2 separate regions of the Homo sapiens genome follow, and region 2 is linked to region 1. The links are chromatin contacts, found by Hi-C or POLR2A ChIA-PET in ENCODE. All regions are on one chromosome and are shown on one strand. Each heading gives the region's core, a stretch centred on a gene start or an enhancer-like site at or near the end of the contact. The rest is flanking DNA. Distances are from core to core; before and after follow the strand shown. Region 1 has its middle 17 kb from the start of TRN-GTT2-4. Region 2 has its middle 32 kb from the start of ALOX5AP.

Region 1 (2,675 bases), core at 64-2,563:
TGGAAGTTGACTTATACAGTATGTAATAGGATAAATATAGGTGTGTAACAGAATATTAAGTGTTCGTGTTTCAAAGCTGAGGGGAAAATGTTAAAAGTGTTCACACACTCTAAAAAGAGATTAGCTAAAACTGCTTCATTAACCACACTTTGGGGAAACCAGTTCTGAGATTCTTCTCCATTACTCTGACAGGTTGGACCCTCTGGGGAGCAGATCTCAAGATCAAGTTATGAGTGCAAGAGGTGTGTTGGGAAGCGATGGTTGTAAAAGAATCCTGCAGTAGCACCAGGCACAAGTCTGTCCAGGGAGAGGAGGACTTCTACTCTCTACCAGCATCTCTCCTAAGTCCCCTTAGGGGACGGGGGCAAGGAAGTGCTGGGAAGGGCAGGGCATGGTTCCTGGCTAGGACTCCACCCCCCTGGGGCCTGTACCCACGGACCTAGGTGAAGACAGGCACTCCTGCCTTCTCGCCCAACGGTTGCGTTTCCCAAGATCATCCTGGCCTGCCACGCCCCCATCTACCTATTAAACTCCCCCACCTTCCCCAAACCCTAGCAGGCAGACACACATCGGTGGAAGAAGACAGGAGCGGCTGGACATTGAAAGGACGTCGAGAGGAGCACACCTGCACACCATCGACCAGCGGAACGAGGCAGAGTGTGGCTGGAGCAGTCGGAGGGAAGCCTGGGCCGCTGACTCCAGGGGAAAACCATCTCCTTTCTGGCTCCCCCCTCTGCTGGGAGATACTTTCACTGAATAAAACCTTGCACTCATTCTCCAAGCCCACCTGTGATCCGATTCTTCCTGTACACCAAGGCAAGAACCTGGGATACAGAAAGCCCTCTGTCCTTGTGATAAGGTAGAGGGTCTAACTGAGCTGGTTAACACAAGCTGCCTATAGACAGCGAAACTGAAAGAGCACACAATAGCACACACTCATTGGGGCTTCAGGAGCTGTAAATATCCACCCCTAGACGCTGCCATGGGGCGGGAGCCCCACAGCCTGCCCGTCTAGAGGTTTGAGCAGCGGGACACTGAAGAAGAGAGCCACACCCTCATCGCACGTCCTGCGAGGGAGACAAGGGAACTTTTCCGGTTTCACTTCTGCTTGGCTTGAGCTGGCACTGAAGCACCCTTTTCCCTCCTCACTGAGGGAGCAGAGGGGAAAAGCGGTAGAACTAACAGGCTAACAATGCTCCTCCGAAAATATATCGTATTTTTGGATCCCTAGAGATAGGTGATCACGGCAGCCGCGGAGTGCATTTGGGTCTCCTTTCAAGAAAGAACTTGCTGCTCAGCGTTGAAGAATGCAGTTGGCCAACAGCCTCCAGCTGCTCTGTCTTCAGCATCTGCCATGGCATCTGAGCTGAGGTCATGTTCTTCCTGGGAGGTCCCCAGCAGAAGGATCACGTGGAAGCTCCACAAGCTCCACAGATGTTCCAGGAGAGGAATAGGCAGCATTTGGAAGACATATCCTGCCATAACAGAGGGCATTTGCTAGTAGAGACAACAAACAGCAACAGCCAAGTAAACAAACACACAAGCACAAAGCACTTTCTCCCATTTCCCCTCATTGATCCTGTCCGGGTAGAAGCTGGGGAGGAAGTAGAATAGGGTGAGGCGGGGTGGGGCTGGGGGGCCTACACCTTCTTCCTTCCCCCGCAGGTCCTGTCCCTGGGCCAGGCTTGAACTAGGGGAATGGGAAAAGCTGTGAAGTGAATGAGAATTAGGAGTTTTTATTTAGACTGGACTTGAATTTTTTTTTTTTTTTTTTTTTTTTTGAGACAGAGCCTCGCTCTGTCACCCAGGCTGGAGTCCCGTGGCGCCATCTTGGCTCACTACAGCCTCTGCCTCCCGGGTTCAAGCGATCCTCCCACCACAGTCTCCTGAGTAGCCGGGATTACAGGTGCCTGCCACCATGCCCAGCTATTTTTTTTTTTTTTTGTATTTTTAGTAGAGACAGGGCGTCACCGTGTTGGCCAGGCTGGTCTCGAACTCCTGGCCTCAAGTGATCTGTCCGCCTCGGCCTCCCCAAGTGCTAGGATTATAGGAGTGAGCCACCACGCCTGGCCTGGACTTGAATTTTTAATTCCTAAAAATGAACTACCAGTTAAAATTTAAAAATGACCAAAAAAGCTATGGGATATGCTGATGTTTTGCTTTGGGGATAAGGAAAAGATATCTGGTTGAGCGGCATTGAAAACAGTGTAGGGAGAGAAAAACTCATTCCTGGCTCACCCTTTTGAGTCCCACTATCTCAATAATCTGATGTTATATGACACACACACACACACACGGAGGAATCCTGGAAGACTCCATATCAAGGTGGTGATGAAGGTGACCAGTGGGTGATAGGATTATAGGTGTGTGTTTATTTATTTATTTTAATTACCTTTTTTTAGAGACAGGGTCTCTGTCATCCAGGCTGCAGTGCAGTGGTGTGATCATGGCTCACTGCAGTCTTGCACTCCAGGGCTCAATCCTCCTGCCTCAGTCTCCTGAGTAGCTGGAGCTGCAGTCATGCACCAACGTGCCCAACTAATTTACTTTATTTTATTTTTTATTTTTTGTTAAGATGGAATCTCACTTTATTGCCTAGGCTGGTCTTAAACTCCTGGTTTCAAGCATTCCTCCTACCTCAGCCTCTCAAAGTGCTGGAATTACTGCACTTGGCC
Region 2 (2,675 bases), core at 90-2,589, 77 kb after region 1:
TTCGGTTTTTTAAAAATTATTTTTATTGATACACATATTTGTAGGTATTTGTGGGGTGCATGTGATACTTTATTATGTGTGTGGATTGTGTAATGATGAAGTCAGGGCATTTAGGGTCTTCATCACCTTGATTATCATTTCTATGTGTTGAGAACATTTCAAGTTCTCAGTTCCAGCTATTTTGAAATAGACAGTCCATTTTGTTAGCTACAGTCACCCAACCCGGCTGTCAGACATTGGAACTTACTCCTATTGAACTGTGTATTTGTACCCATTCACCAAACTCTCTTTGGGCTTTCAGTTTTACAACTGGGATGATCCTGGGAAAACTAAAGTAAATCAGACACCCGACGTGTGAGCTAGGTTATAATATGCCCAGTGGACCCTGGGGACATCTTAGCTTTCAGAGGTCATGCTGTCCAAGCTGACTGTGGGGCTTCCAGAAGGTGGGGAGAGGAAATGATGCAATGGCCCATCAGAGGCACTACTTGGGGCCTGGGGCCAGAGTGCATGTCTAAGGCATTAAGGGGAGGGGAGAGCAGCCTTCATAATTATGAAGAGGAGTCTCAGGTGCACAGCTTCTGATGAGGGACAGCTTCTAATTGAAGACAGCATTGTGTAATGCTCAAACTCCCTGTCTTCAGAGTGCCTGCTGTATCCCACCATCAGTTCTGTGACTTCTCCCTAAGCCTCAATTTTGCATGTGTTACATTGGGATAATAATAGTGCCAAACTCATGGGGTTGTGAGGAATAATGAGGTAAAGCAATTGAAAAGGTTTAGCACAATATAAGTGCTCAATAAAAGCCATTATTATTATTTTATTACACTAGTTTTCAATTCCTGCATAGCAAATTCTTGCAAATGTAGGGACTCAAAACAATATAAATTTATTATCTGACAGTTTTTCTGGGTCAGAGGTCTTACTAGGCTGTAATCAGAGGGCAACCAAAGCTGTGATCTCAGCTGAAGCTCAGGATTCTCTTCCAAGCTCACTGGTTGTTGGCAGAATTCAGTTCTTTCCAGTTGGAAGACTAAAGCCTACAGTCTTCAGTCTCTAGAAGCCTTTTCTCTGGCACAGGTTTCTCTACAACATGGCCATTTATGTCTTTAAGGCCAATAGGAGAACATGATTAGCATATTTTTTTTAAGTGAACTTTAGACCCTTTTTTAAAGGCCTATCTGATTAGGCCAGGCCCAAGTGAGCTTTAAGTCAACTGATTAGAGATCTTAATTACATCTGCAAAGTCCCTTCATGTTTACCGTATAACATAACTTAGTGAAAGGAGTGAAATTGCAACCAGGTTCTGCCTGCACTCCACGGAAGGGGATTCTGCAGAAGTGTGGGTCACGGGGGGGTTATTTTGGGATTCTGCCTACGTCACTGAGTCAAAAGAAGCTGAATGGTTGTGATGCTGAGGTTTTTGGGCAGCAGCAGTGTGTGTGTGTGAGTGAATTCATACGTATGACCACCTGGGAAGAAAGGAGGCTGTGGTTTCCTCCACCTCCTGGCAGACAGAGAAATTTCTTTTTTTTTTTGAGACAGGGTCTGGCTCTGTTACCCAGGCTGGAGTGCAGTGGCTTGATCTCTGCTCACTGGCTCACTGCAGCCTCTGCCTCCCAGGTTCAAGTAATTCTTGTGCCTCAACTCCAAGTAGCTGGGATTACAGACACACACTGCCACGCCTGGCTAATTTTTGTATTTTTAGTAGAGACGAGGTTTTGCCATGTTGGCCAGGCTGGTCTTGAACTCCTGACCTCAAGTGATCCGCCCACCTCAGCCTCCCAAAGTGCTGGGATTACAGACGTGAGCCACCATTAACCATTTTTCTATCTCCTGTGGGAAAGGGCACAGTGAAAGAACAGATGAAGCTGAGACATACAAGTGAACTCCTCCCTCCTCTCCATTTAGACTAAAATAGGATTATTCATACTGAGATTCTCCCTGGTTGCAAAGAGATAATCTGTGCAACTGGGTTTTTACAATTATCCCTACCCTATGCTTTCCTCATCTGTCTTCCTCGTAGTCAGCTCAGGCTGCTATAACAAAACACCATAACTGGGGGCTTTTGAACAACAAAACTTTACTTCTCACAGTTCTAGAGGCTGGAAATCCAAGATCAAGTTTCTGGCAGATTCGGTGTCTAATGAGGTCCTGCTTTCCAGTTTATAGACAGTGCCTTATCGCTACCGCCTTACACAGTGGAAGGAGAGGACGAGAAGCTCCTTGGGCTTTTTTTTGTTTCTTTCTTTCTCTCTCTCTCTCTTTTTTTTTTTTTTAATAAGGTCACTATCTTAGTCCATTTTGTGTTGCTAAAAGGAACATCTGAGGTTGAGTAATTTATTTTATTTTAAAAAGTGGCCAGGCATGGAGGCTTATCCTGTAACCCTAATCCTTTAGGAGGCCAAAACAGCAGGATTGTTTGAGGCCAGGAGTTCAAGACCAGCCTAGGCAAGATAGTGAGACCCCATCTACCCCATCTCTACTAAAATTTTAAAAAATTAGCTGTGTGTTGTAAAGTGTGCTTGTAGTCCCGGCCACTTGAGAGGCTGAGGTGGGTGGAGTTCAAGGCTGCAGTGAGTTATGATTGAGCCACTGCACTCCAACCCGGGTAACGGGGCAAGACCTTGTCTCTATTTAAAAAAAAAAAATCTTTATGTGGCTCACTATTCTGG

What was found. Hi-C counts contacts between places; a loop is a spot of excess contacts on that map. ChIA-PET counts read pairs that join two places held with the same protein, here RNA polymerase II (POLR2A). Pooled maps may share reads with other maps.
Region 2: a loop to region 1 is called in a pooled map, with 1.8 times the contacts of the local background. The contact joins two enhancer-like sites. A Hi-C loop is called at or near these places in 1 of 168 maps with a recorded cell type or tissue (CD4-positive, alpha-beta T cell) and 1 of 50 pooled maps. POLR2A ChIA-PET finds 5 or more read pairs at or near these places in 4 of 52 experiments (A549, OCI-LY7, activated CD4-positive, alpha-beta T cell and 1 more).

What each region holds. Positions count from the first base shown.
Region 1 is chr13:30,689,383-30,692,057 of GRCh38, forward strand. No RefSeq gene overlaps it. Among named protein-coding and RNA genes, the nearest start is that of TRN-GTT2-4, 17 kb to the left of the region's middle. RefSeq lists an enhancer at 1,025-1,114. Within about 2 kb of position 1,314, at least 25 of the 41 ENCODE cell types and tissues checked have a DNase peak (open chromatin) inside an H3K27ac peak, as active enhancers do.
Region 2 is chr13:30,765,977-30,768,651 of GRCh38, forward strand. No RefSeq gene overlaps it. Among named protein-coding and RNA genes, the nearest start is that of ALOX5AP, 32 kb to the left of the region's middle. Within about 2 kb of position 1,340, at least 2 of the 41 ENCODE cell types and tissues checked have a DNase peak (open chromatin) inside an H3K27ac peak, as active enhancers do.